Linked DNA regions of Homo sapiens: region 2 is linked to region 1. A link is a loop called in an ENCODE intact Hi-C map of the cell type or tissue named here. Cell type or tissue: Caco-2. All regions are shown on one strand. Each heading gives the region's core, and the rest is flanking DNA. Links, peaks and the distances in the headings are about the cores only. Region 1 overlaps PIWIL4-AS1 (PIWIL4 antisense RNA 1). Region 2 has its middle 9.6 kb from the start of AMOTL1.

Region 1 (8,762 bases), core at 376-8,375:
ATAACAACCTGGATAGATCTCAAGATTATTATGCTGAATGGAAGAGGCCAATATCATAAGGTTACATAATGCATGACTATATAACATTCTTGAAATAAAATTATATAAATGGACAACAGATTAGTAGTCTCAAAGGGTTAGGGATGGGACCATGGCTTTAAAAGGGAAGTATAAAGAAGCCTTGCAGTGATGATATGGTTAGTGATATTTTGATTGTGGCAATAGTTACATGAAGCTAATGTGACAAAAACTGTATACAATCACACACACAAACACACACACACACAATGAGTACATGCATAGCTGATAAAATCTGATAAGGTCTGTGGATCGTACCAATGTCAATTACCTGGTTTTGATATTGTACTATAGGTATGTAAATGTTAACAGTGGCGAAGGCTGGGTGAAGGGGGGCACTCATAGACTCATGAATCTATAAATATTTCATAATGTTTTTTAAAAATATACAAGCCAGCTATTCTTTAACAGCCAGAGTGTTTGCATGATTCTTTGTTTACAAAATCCACAACTAGATCAACCATAAATTTAATGAGATGGATCTGTCAAACATCAATTCATATATTAAAATTACACAGATTAAAATTTTGTATTCACAAGGTCTGAATAACTCAAGAAAACTTAATATTCACATTTGGCTCTCAAGAGTGATTTTATCCTTCACCCTGACCTACCAAAGTGGTAGCATCTATCTGTATACTGGTAAACCTAAAATGTTTGGAGTACCTTGGGCTTTGGATCCCCGTAGAAGTCATCTAACTTCAGTTTCTCCTTAAACACAACTTTAAAAATAGTAATAAATAGTTATAATATATTGAGCACTGAACTATTCAACTACCTGCTACAGAGTGGAAGGTAAGAACAGGACTCACAAGAAATGAGAAAACATGGTCCCAATTCATATTATTTTAGATACAGAGGATGGGATGCAGAGGTTGTTTTTAAGCCTTTGGAAATGCATTTAGGAGCAAAAAGAGGGACAAAAAATGGCAGTAGAAGAGATATTCAGAATGTAAATATTCAGTGTGATATAAGTATTTATTGAACACTTATCTTGAGCACCTGTAGAGTGATGACCAACTGAAGCTCTGGGTTTGCCAGGGAGCCTGTGGCTTTGGGACTTGCAACAAAGTATCATTAGTACTGCTCCAACGCTGTCACTACTGCCACTGTTAGCTGTTATTCATTTACGTAACACAGATGTATTAGGCACTGTGCTAAGCACTCCACAAATATCATCTACAAATATAATCGCCACACGAACCTTGTGAGATGGCATTACTATCCAGATTTTAAAGAAGAAGAAACTGAGAAGACATGTCTAGATACTTTCCCAAGGTCAGCAACTAGAAAATGTCAGAGTCCTGATAGGAACCCGGGTCATCTGACTTCAAAATTCATACTTTTAACCAATAGTCTATGTGTCTTCACCAAAGCCTGTTTAAAACCCTCCTCTTTGCTACTCTTTTCTCATGGCTTCAGGTGCTTTCCACCAGGCCTCAGGTGGCACCTCTGGGCAGTTCCCTGACTTCATATTGTCTCTGCTCTACCTCCTTCCCCTAACAAATTCCATGTGGAGGATTGGGCACAGCCAATATAGCAGGCAAGGCAGATCTTCAGCAGAGCCTTGTATGAGGAGAGTTGGGTGGGTAGGTATGGAGGCAGATGATGAGAGAAGAGTGTATGTGTGAGTGTGAGAAATGTTTTTTCCCTGATTTTATTATAACGGTAAAACGAGTTAGTAAATGAGTCTCTTTCTCGAGTCTTTTTAACTAAAACATTTGAGTTAGTGGTATAAGGCCAGGAAATATGCAAGGACAAAGAACTACCTGGTTGGATTCTTCTATTTCTGACACCATCTCAGGGGCTTGATCTCAGCCGGCTTCAGAGTAAACAAGGTTACTACCTTGTTCCCATTATCTAATGCTACATAAAAACCACCCCCAAACTTAGTTAATATACATTGTTATTATCTCTCAATGTTCTATGGGCTGAGTGGGCTGAGCTGAGTGGTTCTTATTCAGGGTCTCTCATATAGTTGCAGTCAGATAGTGGTGGGGGCTGGAGTTATTTAAAAGTTTCTTTCCTTACATGTCTGAAGGCTAAGTTTGAATGGCTGGAAAATCTGAGGACTGGTTGGGATTCAATCCTTGTAGCCTCTCCATGTGGCCAACTTGGACTTTCTCACAGTATGCTGGTCTCAGAGTAATTGGCAGTCATGGGCTTGGGCCAGCTTGTATTGGCTTATAAGAGCTGATTCTGCATATCTCCTCCCAAACCTGTGTTCAGTGCTATCATTTTGGAAGCCATGGTGGGAGTATTTACACCATGAAAATTGGCAAACACTGCAAATTAAGGAACTTTTTTTTTTCTCCAGAGAGCCAGTTTACTAGCACATGACTCTACATGGTAGTTGGCTTCTGCCAAAGTAACTGAGACAAGAAACCCAGAAGGAAGATGTAAACCTTCATAGAACCTAGCAATGGTTGTCCCAGAATGTTGCCTTCTTCTCTTTCTATTGGTCAACCAAGTCTCTAAGGCTAGCCTATATTTAAGAGGTGGAGAATTAGCATTAAACTCCTGTGGGAAGAGTAGCAAAGAATTTGTACAGTCTAGGAGCTGGCACAGAGTAGGCACTCAATAAATGCTTGATTAATGAATGAGTGTGTAGTCATTTTAAACACTGATCTGCACATCCTTAAGCCACTCTAAATGCACAAGTCCTTTTAGAAACTTTTACTTCAACCAACGATTTTTAAATCTCTGAGTAGCCTAACTCTAAAACTGCTTGATATAGATCTATTTACACTCTGTCCGCAGGTATTTGCAGACCTGTTTACTCAGGCCTTTCCTGGTTAACTGTACTGGTTTCCTGTACTCAATTGGTAGTACTACACACATTACAATCACAGATTGCTTGCTTTATAGACGTTTATAGATGTGCTGTTTAGGTTGGCTTTATTTCCTTAAGTAAACTGCAAGTTTCTTAAGAGAGTTCGCATGTATTTCTTTGCCACTCCTCCTTCCTACCATGCCAACTACAGATAGTTTTAAACACATACACATGAATACTTACAACATAGGTGGTGGTTAGAGATTATAACCCTTAAAAGTGAAGGAAAGAAGGAGCGGTACTAAAATTTTTTAATTGCTATGTTTTAGAGCCTTCCATAAATGTTCTCATTTAACTCTTCTATTTACCTAATGAAGCAGGTATTGTTTCCATTTCACAGTTGAGGGAAATGAGCCTCAAGAAGGTTTAGACATTTGGTCCAAGCCATACCGGGAGGTGGAGAAGCTGGGATTCAAATGAAGACCCACATGGTTCCAAGGTCTGAGGCTTACGCATTCTTCAGGCTGCCTTCCCACTGCTTTCTACATTCCCTATCCTCTCGCATTCTGGCCTCTCTCCTTAAAGCACCTACAAGAGTCATAAAAATGCTAATGCTTCTAAACTCCAAATAGAGTAATAAGCATTTCAAGTTCTTCTCTGGTAAAAATGTCCTTAGAAAGCTTAGTAAAACAAGAAGCTTAGAGCGTCTTATACTAGGAGTGGAGTGAGCCTGGTAGCAGGGGGGACGAGCTAAGGGGATAATGCAATAACTCAGGCAAAGCGTGTTGATGGGTTAGACCAAGGTAGTAGTGGTGGGGTAGAGAGATGTAAACCATTTGGAGAGATATTAAGAAGACTGACTCAACAGACTAGTGATTGATTGGATTGTGCAGGTGCTGATCAATTATTTTAGAACCATCATTCTGGATGCTGCTGGGAGGTAAGACTGGAGAGAGGAGGCCCAGATGTGAGGTTTCTGTATTCCTAGAAAAAATTGATAACGGCTTTAAACTAGGGTAATATCTGTGGAGGTGGGGAGAAATGGATGGATTTGAGAAATAATATGGAGTTCGAATCTGCTGAATGTGTTCCCAAATCAGATGTGAAAATGTGAGGAAGTTTGGAGGGGTGTTTAGGGTGAAATCCAGAAATCTACCACCAGGAACTTTTCACAGACCTAGGGGACACAGAAGGGGGAGCAGATTTCAGGTGAGGATGAATTCTGGATATGGTCTAGTCTGAGGTGAATGTATAACCAGGCACTGGCAGCCAGTATGCAATTGCATTTAAAACAAAGCAAACATCTCTTATCTAAATGAGTCTTTGCTCCCTGTATAGGTTATAGATGATTGTGCCAAATACTATATGTGGCAGGGTTCTGTGCCAAGAAATAAAGGGCTCTGCAATTCTCAACATTTTCATTTGACAGTGGTTCAACTTTCTTTCCAAAAGCCGTTTATCATCCTGTAGGCACCTCTGTCATAAACAAGATGTCTTTATTGAGCCTTCCAAAGCTGATAAGAGTTGTATGATTCAATCAGTGACAGAGACTCATATAACTCATAGGAAGTGTTGCAGGGAGATTTCAGTGGTCTCTAGGAGCACAGGGTCTGCCTTCACACACACACACACACACACACACACACACACAGAGAGAGAGAGAGAGAGAGAGAGAGAGAGAGAGAGACCTCATGTATATTTTCTTGGAAGAACTCATAGGGTCAGGCACTAAGATATGTTTGTACACTTCTGCCCTGCATGCGGCAGCACAGCCATTGTTTGAACAAGGTACCTGCATGTCAGAACAGGCATCCTGGGCCCCTTTTTTTCCTGCTACACTCCTGAGAAAGAAGGGAAGCATTCACACCAGCGAAACAGCAAATCAAGGCTCTCCAGAGAGCTGCTTTTCTGCACATATTTTATAAGAATCAGCTCTCTAAGAGTCTACCCAATCAGTAGGAAGGCAAAGGAGGTATGGATGGCCCTAGCCCAAAGGAGTCCACTTACAGTTGCTTCACTAACATGCTCATTATACAGCTCTTAGAATAGGCACCTAATACCAAGCCCCGATTAGATTCCTACACCCACTGTGAGAGCCCACCACTGCAGCTCAAAGCTGACTTCGCCTAGCCATGGTCTGCCACCCCACCAGGTGGGGACCGGCTGCCATGGAAACAGCCACCCTCCCCACCCAATGGAGTATTTCTTGATCTAATTCCAACTCTGCCCATAGATGCCTTCCAAAATCCCCCCCTCGTGTTAAGGTTCCCTAGAGTGAAACCCACTAAATAAGAATTTTCTTACCTGTGAGAAGTCCTGGTGACCGGCAGTGGAAAAAATACTAAGTTCTAACAGAAGTGACAGGGACTCACAGAGCAAATGTGTTCGTTTTAAAAGAAGAAAGGTGACTTCATCCCTGGTGCCGTGGAGTTTAAAAAGAGCAACGAGTGCTGCCTGGCTGAGCCAACTCTGCTTCATCAGTGATGACTCCATCCAAATTATGCAGCCATTGCCCAGACATGCTCAGCCTTCAGAAGGTAAATCGCTGGAATCTGACTAACCCTGTTGTTTTCAAAGAGCTTCAGAAAATCCTAAGGCACCAATTGCCTTAACTGGCACCAGAGAAAGAAAAATTATGCACTTATTTCCTTGAGTCATGTCATTATCTCCCCCAAATCCAACTCTGAAAAACAGTACTCTAGGGAAGGAAAATAGATATTTAGACTTTCTGAGAGGTGAAAATTACTGGGGAAGTGGAAGCAGGGAGGAAGAAGAAGCGAAGGTATTTCAGCCAGGAGGAGGGGCTGTAAGAAGCTGGAAATGACCAAATTGCTAAGAAATTTTCAGAGCTATGAATCTGTAAGCAAAGGTGACAAACAGGTGACTGGACTTTGCAAAGGGAAAAATATTCAGTTAAGAAAAGGAGGTTAGTTGCTACAGGAAAAAGTGTGACAGCCTTTCTCAAAAATGCAACCAATTTTTATTTTCTTTTTGTTGAACATAATGCCACTCATTCAATATGGGGTCATTTGTAATATTAACATATCAGTTCAAAACATGCCTGCGTTCTAAACAGAAGGATTTGGAGAAAGAGACAGGATTTTTTTTCTTCTGTATGTTAAAGGTGAGGCTGGAGGAATTAGATTTGTAACATGGGATTCAAGGTCATTTCAAGCTACCCAGTGGGCCAATCACCTACTCTTGATGCCAAGTCCTTGGTCTAAACTTTGGACAAGAGTTCTGGCTGGGGTGCTAGGGAAAGGAATGGTAATGAGTGTGATCTCTGTTGGAAGTGGGGCAGAGGGTTGAGCTCAGCAGCCAGCTGCCCTTTCTCCCAGGCTTCTATTTCAGGAGAGTATAAGGTGACTCTGGGTCATTAGGCTTCTATCTAATTTCTTGCTCAGCTATTTTGAGGCTTTGAGATTTTCCTGTGTCAAGTTTCACTCCAAAGAGGCTAAAACAAGAAAAAATGCACTTTTTATTTAGATAGAGGTATTCAGATCCAACATTAGAGATTTTCGAAATCACAGATTTAAGACATGTCAAAGTGGCTTACAAAGGGAACTTGCAAATCTTTTGTTTGGGGTGTGAATAATGATAGGAGTAGAAGACGGGCAGCGTTTCATCAATGGTAAGAACAATGAAGGCAGGAGTCATTTTTATTTGGTTCATCATAATGTCCTTGAAACCTAGCAAAGAGAGTACCATACAGTAGGTGCTCAGCAGAAGGAGAGTGAATGGTGTCAGTCCTTTTCCATTCCAGGTCTCTAGAATAGATCTGCTGAGAATGCTTAAAGTCACCATCTTGTTGGTGAGGCATTTGGAGAGAGCATGAGCCAGTGGGTCTTGTAGAACGAAAAAGAACTTGGTTATTTGCTTTGTCTCAGCCTCTAGGTTCATTGCCAAAGTTAGAATGGAGCAAAGAAGGCCAATTGCTGGACTCAGGAGCCTCCTTTCCTCCCCAGGAGCCTCCTTTGCCTATGAGCTAGACTCTCATGTCTTTTCCTAAGGCCAGGACTCAACCCAATGGGTAATCTGCCAATTGTCTTCAATTTTTTTTTGTTCTCAAAAGCCTATTAAAATTTTCAAACTTAGAGAAAAGTCAGAATAATTGTACAGTGAACACCTATATACTTACCACCGGGTTTCTTCAATTAACATTTTGCCACGTTAGTTTTATCCCATGTTGATTCTCTGCTCATTTCTCTATCCATCCAGCAACTCATTTAATTATTTTTGTTATTGTCTTTCAAAATAAGTTTCAGACATTAGTATATTCCCCCCAAATACTTCAATATTATTAGCCAGAGTTCAATATTTATTTACAATTTCTTTGTTTCTATTCAGATAAAATCTGTATACAGTGCAATGCACAGATCTTAAGTGTATCATTTCCAAGTTCCTCTAGACACATACACCTGTGCAATCCAAACTCCTACCAAGATACAGAACATAACCATCACTCTGGAAAGTTTCTTTATGTCCCTTCCTAGCAAACCCCTATCTCACATCCCAAGAGATAACCAATCTTCTGATGATTTTCACCAGATTAGTTTTGCCTGTTTTAGTATTTTATATTAATGGAACCATACAAATTGTATTCTTTTATGCAAATTTGTGTGCACTCAGCATGTTTTGGGGGTTCATTCATCCATGTTGTTGCTTGTATCAGAAGTTGGTTTCTTTTCATTGCTGAATAGTATTTTACTCTATGAATATGCCAGTATTCTAGTAATGGATACCTGGGCTTCCAGCTTAGGGCTATTAGGAATGAAGCTAATGTGAACATTTTTGCACATGTCCCTGTGAACATTTGTTTTCAGATCCTTTGAGTAAATACGTAAGAGTGAAATTGTTGGTTCTTAGGGTAGCTATATGCAATTTTATACAAAATTGCAAGATCTTTTCCAACATTCTTATGTAATTTTCCTCTCCCACCACCAATGTATGAAAGCTTTAATTGCTTCATGTCCTCACCAAAATTTCGTGTTGTCAGCCTTTAATTTTAGCCACACTGGTAGATGTGGAATGGTATCTCATTGTGGTTCTAATTTGCATTTCCTTGATGACTAAAGATATTTCATGTTTTTCATGTGTTTATTGACCATTCACTTATTACCTTTTGTGAAGTGTCCAAAATTTTTGACCATTTAAAAAATTTTTAAATTGTTTTATTATTGTTTTAGATGTTCTTAGCATATCATGGACACCAATACTTTTTTATTTTTTTGAGATAGGGTCTCACTCTGTTGCCCAAGTAGGAGTGAAGTGGCTTGATCATGGCTTACTGCAGCCTTGACCTCCCAGGCTCAAGTGATCCTCTCACCTCAGCCTCCTGAGTAGCTAGGACTACTGGTGCATGCAACCACACCCAGCTAGTTTTTGTATTTTTAGTAGAGGCAGGGTTTTGCTATATTGCCCAGGTTAATCTTGAGTTCCTGAGCTCAAGCAATCCAGCTACCTTGGCCTCCCAAAGTGTGGGGATTATAAGCATGAGCCACCATGCCCAGCCAGATACCAATACTTTTTAAGGTAAGTTTTGCAAATATTTTCTTCTGTCCTGTGGTTTGTCTATACATTTTCTTAATGATGTTTCTGTGCTTCTTTTCATTTCTTTAAATTTTTATTATCTAACATAATATTTTTGCTTTTTTAGTTTTTACCTCACTCAAAGTCATACAGATATTTTCCTACATTTTCTTCTGGAAGTTTTTTAAATTTTAGCTTTTATATTTAGGTCTATGGTCCATCACAAATTAATTTTTGTGGACGGCATAAGTTAAAGCAAGGTTAATTTGTTTCCATATAAAATGTAGTTATTTCAACACCATTTGTTGAAAAGACTTCCTTTCCCAATTAGGTCACTTTGGCACCTTTGTTGAAAATAAAATAAATGTATAAGCATGTGTCT
Region 2 (8,762 bases), core at 576-8,575, 51 kb before region 1:
TCCTGGAACAAATAAAATGTTATGCAACAGAAGAGATCATTTGAACACCCTGCTCCATTTGAAGCTTATCAAGGACTCTGTGTGGATTATGAAAAAAGTTTCCCAACAAATATTTATTAAGTACCTACTGAGGACCAGGCTCTGTGCTACCATGCTACATAGGTAGTTTGGCGGGATCGTTAAGTTATAGATCTGAGGCCTGTTTGTCGGGATGTTTTTCGTTTCACACCCATAGTGACACACCAGTCTCTTCTGGCTTGACTGCTTTCTCCTGTAAGCATATTACCTAATATGCACTAAACACATAATTTTATCTATATAAACACAAGAAACTGAGGATAGATATGCTGATGTCCAGAGAAAATGCACCTGTACCAAATGGGGTAAGGAAGAAGAGTAGAGACGTTGGCCCCAAACAAACTGGTGTCAGACCCGGACTGAGACAGACCAGCTGTAAATATAAAGATTCCGACATGGAGTAGATATTCGATACATGACAGTTATTCTAAACATTATTTGCTACTACTACTACGGAAACCTTGGGAGTACTGAAAACTCATAATACTTTTTTGGCTGATGTTATTGCAGGGTTTCTCAACCCTGGCCCTCTGACATTTGGGGCTGATGATTCTTTGTTGTGAGAGACTGCCCAGTGCATTGTAGGGATGGCCTCTACCCACTAGATGCCAGTGGCAACCACCCCCTCTACCTTCATTTATGAAAACAAAAACTGTCTCCAGACATTGCCAAATGTCCCCTAGGGGGCAAAATTGCCTCTGATTGAGAACCACTGAGTTAGTTGATTAATTGATGTTACCCACTTTAAAAGAAGCTCCCAAGCTTCTAATCATATTGATCATTCCATTGAGATACTGGGTGAATCTAATTGCATACTAATAGCAGCTTCAGTTCCATCCACCCTATAATATATCATTCTATTATGATTGCTTCCCTTTCCTCTTTTCATGAGCAAAAAAACTAATCATGTTTTCCTCTCTGATTTCCAGTGATGATATAGACACATTTTTGTTTCTAAAACTGGAATCATACTGAGTTTCTAAAACAACATAAAGCCACTATTAAAAATAAGGAGTTTCACAATAGCTGAAGTTCAGAATGTTCACCCTAAAGAACCCTTGTAATCCCCATTTTGAAAGTAATTATTGGATGTTTATACTGAAAACATATATTTTCAGTTCATAGAAAGAACAGTGAGAGAAATGACCCCTCCACAACCTGTTCAGCAATTTTAGTTCTTCTCTCTCCAGAATATGCACTACAGACCAACAGGTCTTACACCTTTTTAAAAGCCAAGGAAAGACAGAGAAGTGGGGAAATTCTCACCATTCCTAATGGCTCCAGACACTCTAGATGGTTCCATTCAGGAGAAAAATTTGTTTTACAGCATAAACTCAAAGTGAGGGAAGAAGTTAAAATTCATGTCTTAAATGTTCTATAAGTTATTGATCAAGAAATCAGAAAGCATTTATTGCATCTCAGCCATAGAGCCAGTATCATGCTAGGTACAAGTCTTCAGAAAAGTCCAAAGTATGGATTGGGAGAGAGAGAGGAATAATTAAAAATAACTAGAAAAAAATTAGAAATAACTAGAAAAAATAAAGTCCTGGGCCAGGCGCAGTCGCTCATGCCTGTAATCCCAGCACTTTGGGAGGCCAGGGGGTGCGGATCACTTGAGGTCATGAGTTGGAGACCAGCCTGGCCAACATGGTGAAACCCTGTCTCTACTAAAAATACAAAAATTAGCCAGGCATGGTGGCAGGTGCCTGTAATCCAAGCTACTCAGGAGACGGAGGCAGGAAAATCACTTAAACCTGGGAGGCGGAGGTTGCAGTGAGCCGAGATCACGCCACTGCACTCCAGCCTGGGTAACAGAGCAAGACTCTGTCTAAAAAAAAAAAAAAGAAAAGAAAAAAGAAAAAAATTAAGTCCTAAACAGAGGATTAACTGAAAGGACAATAAAGTTTGAAAGAAGGCAAAGTATGTGAGAACTATAATGGTTCATTCATTCATTCAGAAATATTGGCCGAGCACATTGACTTATTCCTGTAATCCCAGCACTTTGGGAGGCCAAGACGGGAAGATCGCTTGACACCAGGAGTTCAAGACCAGCCTGAGCAACACAGTCAGACCCTGTCCCTACAAAAAATAAAAATAAAAATAAAAAATTGACCAGGTGTGGTGGAGTTTGAGGTTACAGTGAGCTAGGATGGCACCATTGCACTCCAGCCTGGATGACAGAATGACACCCTGTTCCCCCAAAACCATCAAAAAAAATTATTGATTACATTGATAATCCACATACTCTGCTAGATGCTCAAATACCCTGGTATGGGCTTTGTCTTACTAAAACATATAAAGAAGTCTACAATTACAAACTAGCCTATGTGCAATGAAAAAAAGGAGCAGACTAGGACTGCAATAACAGAGGGGTTAACAATTAGGGAGAAAGTGGTCATTTAGAGAGGATGAAAGGGGAAGCCTTCTCCAAGGAGATATGTAAGTAAAGACCTAAAAGACAGGAAGGTTTGGCCACATAAAGGAGGCAGGAAGAGCATTCCAGGCCAAGCCAATATCATGTGCAAAGATCTTGTGGCAGAAAAATTCTCAGAAAGTTCCAGGAACTTAAAGGAGGCAAAGGAAGTATAGTCCCTGCAGGTACCCTGTGCTGAGGATGCAGGGATGGCCCAGGAAAGCTCTTTAGGAATGTTACTTGTCTCCTTTACCTGGGTGTCTGGGAATGGCCCCTTTCTATTCAACCTATGTGATGTAAGGTATATACAATAGGGGTTTCAAATTAAATAGAGGAGAGAAAGAGAAATCAGAAAATGGCCAGTTTGGGATAAACAACAATAAAAAGATTAAATGGAAACAACCTGAAAGTAAACTCCACAGTCTATGTATTTGATTACAATATCTACCCAAAAGATGCAGCCTCTTTAGAGCTTTAACTGAGTCCTGTTGAAAACAGGAGAAGACTCAGAATCTTCAGTGCCATTAGGGCAGTAGTTCTTAAACTTTAGCTGTATCAGTATCACCTGAAGGGCTTGCTAAAACACAGATTGCAGGGCCCCGCTCCAGAGTTTCTGATTTGGTAGGCCTGGATGGGGCCCAAGAATTTGCATTGGCAACAAATTATCTGATTGTGCTGATGCTGCTTGTCCATGGACCACACTTTGAGAACCACTGGTTTAGGATATTTGAGGGCCTATATTTCTATGCATTCAGAATTTCAACCTAAATAAGGAAACAGGCACATGATATTGTACAAGAAGAAAGATCATAATCCAGTTTTCTATGTTGAACTGGCACATATGGAGTGTCTCCTCTGAACCAGATGATTTCATTCATTATCTCATTCCATCAGTATGGCAGATATTATTACCCATGTGTTACCCATGTGGACTGGAGGCTAGGCGAGGTCCTGTGAATTACCTGAGATCACATGGCTAATAAGTGACAGAGCCAAGATTCAAGATTCAAGTCTGGTTTTTGCAGAGCTCTTGCCCTTTTTTTTTTTTTTTTTGCACCTAAAAGATGAAAAACTTCACTCTGCGTCAAGGTATCTGGAAAATGAAGCTGCATTTGGGGCACATTATAGATGAGGAATGATCCATATATGGTGAGCAGAAAACTCAACTATAGAATTATTTCTTAGCTAGTACCAGATACTCCAAACTACAAATGCTTAAGTAAAAGTAAAATATGATTTGCCATACTAAAAGTCTAGAAGTGAAATATGACAGAATTTAAACCAGCAGATATAAATGCAGCACCTATGTGTATATTTTTAAAAAATCAAATATTGAGGAAAAAAATCAAATATTGAGAAAAGCTCTGGCCTTAAACACATCTCACCTGAAATCCAACCAGAAAGCCAGTCCATGATTTTAGCAAATTTTAATTCATTGTATGAAAAAAAAATTATGAATGCTAGGTGAATCCAGTGACAAAAAGGGCACTTTTTTGGTTAAAACTACAAAAGAAACTTGTTTTCTGAGAACATTAAGGAAAACATTTTAAGTCATTTTCAAAATGTCTAATTGATATGATCTTCAGAAAAAAACATATCTAATCCGTATAGAAATTCATCTTGAAATAAGAATGAGGCAGAGTGTTTTTTTTAAAGTGTTATGTATATATATGCCCTTCAGGTCAGTGTAACATGACTGTGATCATCTTACAAACAAAACTCAAAATCAATTCAGAGAGCAGCGTGGCCTTGGAGACCACCCACAGTCAACACAGTTGTACATACTGGGCTTTGCTGTCAAGTTAAGGAGTGAGCAAATGAGTTCAGTATCAAAGGTCATGTTTTCACAGTCATTCAAATTATATCCCAAAAATTTCTTGTATTCTCTACTTTTTGACTTTTCTTTCAAAGAACTGATTGCAGAGTATACGGAAATCCTGCTATACTTTATGTACTACTTTAGGTGGGGTATAATTTCTTTTTAATTTATCATTGCTTAAAAATCTTCAAAATAGCTTAGTGAGGCTCATGACAGTGCTGGCCACATGGAGATGTAGCCTTTTGTTGCCTTTAAACACTGTCACGCCATCTATGACTATCCCATTGGTCTGAAGTGTACTGGCAAACTAAGCATCCTGTAAGACAAGCTAAAGCTTGCTTTTTGCCAATCAGTTGAACGTCCTGCATCTCTTCACTGATGCACTTTCTCTAGGCATTGATAGTCAAAAGCACAAAGCATTTATTACGCATTCAATCATGTAGCTAAACAAAACACTGAAGTCTCCTGAAGCCATTTAAACCAGCCGTTCCAAAACCTCCTGCCACCACTTTGATCTGTTAGTACCATCAAAAACTTTCCCAACTATAAATGAAATAATAAATGGTAGTGCTGCTCTCCAGACATTAGGCACTGCTCCATATCTTTGAACATTTGATTTTTTAGCTAATAACTGTGTCAAAAGCCTCAAAAAACCCTGAAATTAATTTGAAATTAATTAAATGAAATTAACAGAGCCAAGATTCAAGTCTGTTTTTGCAGAACTCTTGCCTTTTTTGTTTTTTTGAGATGGAGTCTCACTCTATTGCCCAGGCTGGAGTGCAATGGCACAGTCTTGGCTCACTGCAACTTCTGCCTCCCTGGTTCAAGTTATTCTCCTGTCTTATCCTTCCAAGTAGCTGGGATTGCAGGCATGCGCCACCATGCTCAGCTAATTTTTGTATTTTTGGTAGAGACGGGGTTTCACCATGTTGGTCAGGCTGGTCTTGAACTCCTGACCTCAGGTGATCCATCTGCCTCAGCCTACCAAAGTGCTGGGATTACAGGTGTGAGAAGCTCTTGCTCTTAACTACTATTTTATGTTGCCTCCCATCTCATGGGTACAAGAAAGATGTTTCTTGACTCCAGACCTTACTTCCCGACTGGAAAGCACTCTGAGGCCTGCCCCATTGTGGTTAGTGATGAATCTAGACAGTTTTCACAGACTCCTGGGGACTCTTAGTGGCCTGAATTTGCTACTAAGCTGTTCCCTTTTCTTATAGGAGACAGTAAGATCTATTTATTAAGCCTCCATGTAAGCATTATTCTCAGCATGTTACAGGCACTCTCTCTTTTTAAACCACCAGAGGTGGTTTCCTCTCTGTGGGAAGCAGTTACAGATTTTAAAACACAGACTTAGCAGCCAGATGGGCCTGGAATCACCCCTCCTCTGCCACTTAGTAGTCCTATGATATTGGCTGAACGACTTAACTTCTGTAAAGCCGTTTTTCCTCATTTCATAAGCGGTGGTTACAATAGTATCCACCTCACAGGACTGTGAGAAATTCATGAGTAAATTACATGTAAAGCTCTTAGTCCAGTGCTTAACTTGCAGCAGGTGTTCTAGAAATATTAACTATTATTAACCTGTTAGCCATTTTCTTACCAAATATGGTCATTTTCGTGGAGTTTTAATTATTGCTGTGCTAGACTGTGCTAGACACATAGTTTCTTTTTGTTTATATTTCCTGAGTTTTGGGCAGATCCAGGAAACATGAATAATTATCATCTTGATTTGAGCTCCCCATCCCCCCACCCCAACAAATAGGAAAAATATTTCAAGATACCAAAATAGACAAAACAGAAAAAAAAAAATGGGCTAGGTTAGGTATTTTAGGTAAATTAGTAATTATAACTATACCCAAATGAATATTAATTAACTGATTGATATAAACTCAGGCAGGGGAGTTGAAATCAAGAGGTCTAATGGTCCCACAATGCCACGTATTGGCCAAGTTATATGTGAGGTGATGTGCTCATGTCTCAGTGCCAAATTTTAAGTGAAATGTTTCTCAGCTAGAAAGCACTCAGAAGGTGTTGAGCAGGATGGGAGTGGATGGGGAAACTCGGCCATATCTAGTGTAGAAAAGAGAAGATTAAGACATAATAATAATGACAACCTTCAAATATTTCAAAATCTTTTAGAAAGAAATGAGGAATAGACTTATTCTGTATTTGCTCTGTAACACTATATAGCAATAATGTTTTTCAAACAGTAGTTGGTCACCCAATTGTGGGTCATGAAATCAGTTTAACGGGGTCCTGACCCGCATTTTAAATAAATGAAATAGAATATAATAGGAAATACCAGATGCAGCCGAATAAGAGTAATAGCTATTCCATGAAATTCTGTTTAATTATATTTATATTTGTATTTGTGTTTGTGGGTCTAAACATAAAATATATCCTTATGTTGGGTCATAATAATGATACAGGAGGAGGGCAGGGAAGTGCTGGGTAGAGAAGGGCGGGGTCCCTGGCAAGGGCTCCATCCTCGGGCCTGTGCCCACAAACCTAAATGAGGACAGGCATTTCTGTTTTTGCACCCAAAAAGCTGCTTTTGGCCTGCCACGCCCCCCATCCTGTGCCCATAAAAACCCGAGACCCTAGCGGGCACAGACACAAGCGGCTGGACGTTGAGAGGAGCAGAAGAGCACACCACCAGACACCATCCAACACTGCAGGCCATCGACAGCGGAATTTGGTTGGGGGCAGTCAGAGGAGAGTCTGGCTGCTGAGCAGCCTGACTCCAGCGGAAGGTCACATTCCAACTCCATCCCCTTTCTGGTTTCCCGTCCACCTCATTCAGAGCTACCTCCACCACTCAATAAAACCTTGCACCCATCCTCCAAGCCCACGTGTGATCCAATTTTTCTGGTACAATAGGGCAAGAACTCAGGATACAGAAAGCCCTCTGTCCTTGGGATAAGGCAGAGGGTCTAACTGAGCTGATGAACACAAGCGGCCTGCAGACAGCAAAACTGAAAGAGCACACTGTAACACACACCCACTGGGGCTTCGGGAGCTGTAAACAGTCAACCCTAGATGCTGCCGTGGGCTTGGAGCCCAAAAACGCTCCCCACAACCTGCCTGTCTGCATGCGGCCTCTAGGAGTTTGAGCAGCGAGGCACTGAAGAAGCGAGCCACGCCCCTGTCGCAGGCCCTGTGACGGGGATATGGGAACTCCTCCCATTTCAGTAAAATAAATGTTGGAAAGCTCTAGAAGGCAAAACATGGACAACTGTGTGTAAGAAACAGTAAGTCAGGTTTCAGCTCTCTATAAAGAAATCGTTATAATAATGATCACTGTGTAACAATAGACCAGGTTTTCTCAGGAAGCAGGAGCTCCTCCCCCACTCATACAACACCTGCTCAGAAGATGTTCTAGCAGAGGCTGAGTGATGGTGCATTAAGGAGGACGGCATTGGGTATTCCCTCCTATGAGGACACTAAGATGCTCTGACTCTCCAAAATGGAGTCGATCAGACATGAGCTTCTGCTAAAAGAAAGAATGGAAGAAAATCAAAACCTTAACATTCAGACCCCAGAAGCCATATAACCAGTCCAGGAGTAGGCAGTCTTCTGTGTTTATATATTGAGCACAGTGAAGCACGCATCAAATCCCTGAAGTTGTTCAGGATTTCTACTGTAGGAAGGGTTAATTTCAAGCATCCATTTTCTAACTGAGGTGATAAAATAATATGCATAGCAGCAATCAAGTCTCATCGATGTAAGCACCTAAATGGAGTCAAGTGGCAACTGAATACCTGGTGACATGGAACTGAGTCACCATTTATCACACCTACTAAGAGCAAGCCAAAATCCAATGCAAAGAGCAGAGCATCCCCAGATGTTGCTCCCACACCTAGGGCTGCCAGATGAAACACCAGTTGGATCTGAATTCAAATTATCTGTTTATCTGAAGATAAACAACAAAATATTTTAGTATTATGTGTCCAAAATATTGTAGTGGACATACTTATACTAAAAAAAATATTCACTGTTTATCTGAAATTCAAATTTGACTGGGTCTCCTGTGTTTTATTTCCTAAGTCTGGCAAATACCAACCTACCTACACTAGGTTATATCCCTAAAATTCCTTTAGTGGAGCCCTTAGTCTCTCATTTGGTAAACAGTGTGGAATGTCAGCTATAAGAAGCTGATAGTAGTAAAAAGCAATACTGATAAGGATGGAAAAAGGAGTGAAATGCAAGTGAGCATGGTGTAACAGCTTTGTCCCACTGAATACTACTGAGCCAAATTTAAGGACCTCTTAAGAGTAAGCAAAACAGACACTGTGAGGCATGAGGGTGTGGACAGCATTTGAGGAAGGAGATAACAAGGTTACAGTCCCACTTCGGAGCGTTCCCATGCTAAATCTGGGTTTGTATGGGAGAGAAGATTCAGCTTCATTCTTCTGCACTTTATTATTCAGCATTTGGTCACAGGGACCC

What was found. A loop is a pair of places that touch in the nucleus more often than their neighbours do. Peaks named below come from ENCODE experiments on the same cell type or tissue, not always from the same donor. Only the 100,000 strongest peaks of a DNase experiment are listed, where the experiment ranks them.
Region 2: it touches region 1 in a loop (4-fold over the local background); 7 of 110 quality-filtered maps call a loop at or near these places.

Annotation. Positions count from the first base shown.
Region 1 is chr11:94,702,991-94,711,752 of GRCh38, reverse strand. All of the region lies in intron 1 of PIWIL4-AS1 (PIWIL4 antisense RNA 1), which reads left to right. It also overlaps a transcript of AMOTL1 not described here. Among named protein-coding and RNA genes, the nearest start is that of PIWIL4-AS1, 33 kb to the left of the region's middle. RefSeq lists an enhancer at 4,570-5,769. In Caco-2, for the core only: no CTCF peak of the experiment used is centred there; a DNase peak (open chromatin) is centred at 4,642.
Region 2 is chr11:94,754,354-94,763,115 of GRCh38, reverse strand. It overlaps a transcript of AMOTL1 not described here. Among named protein-coding and RNA genes, the nearest start is that of AMOTL1, 9.6 kb to the left of the region's middle. In Caco-2, for the core only: a CTCF peak has its summit at 747 (motif pointing right); a DNase peak (open chromatin) is centred at 735.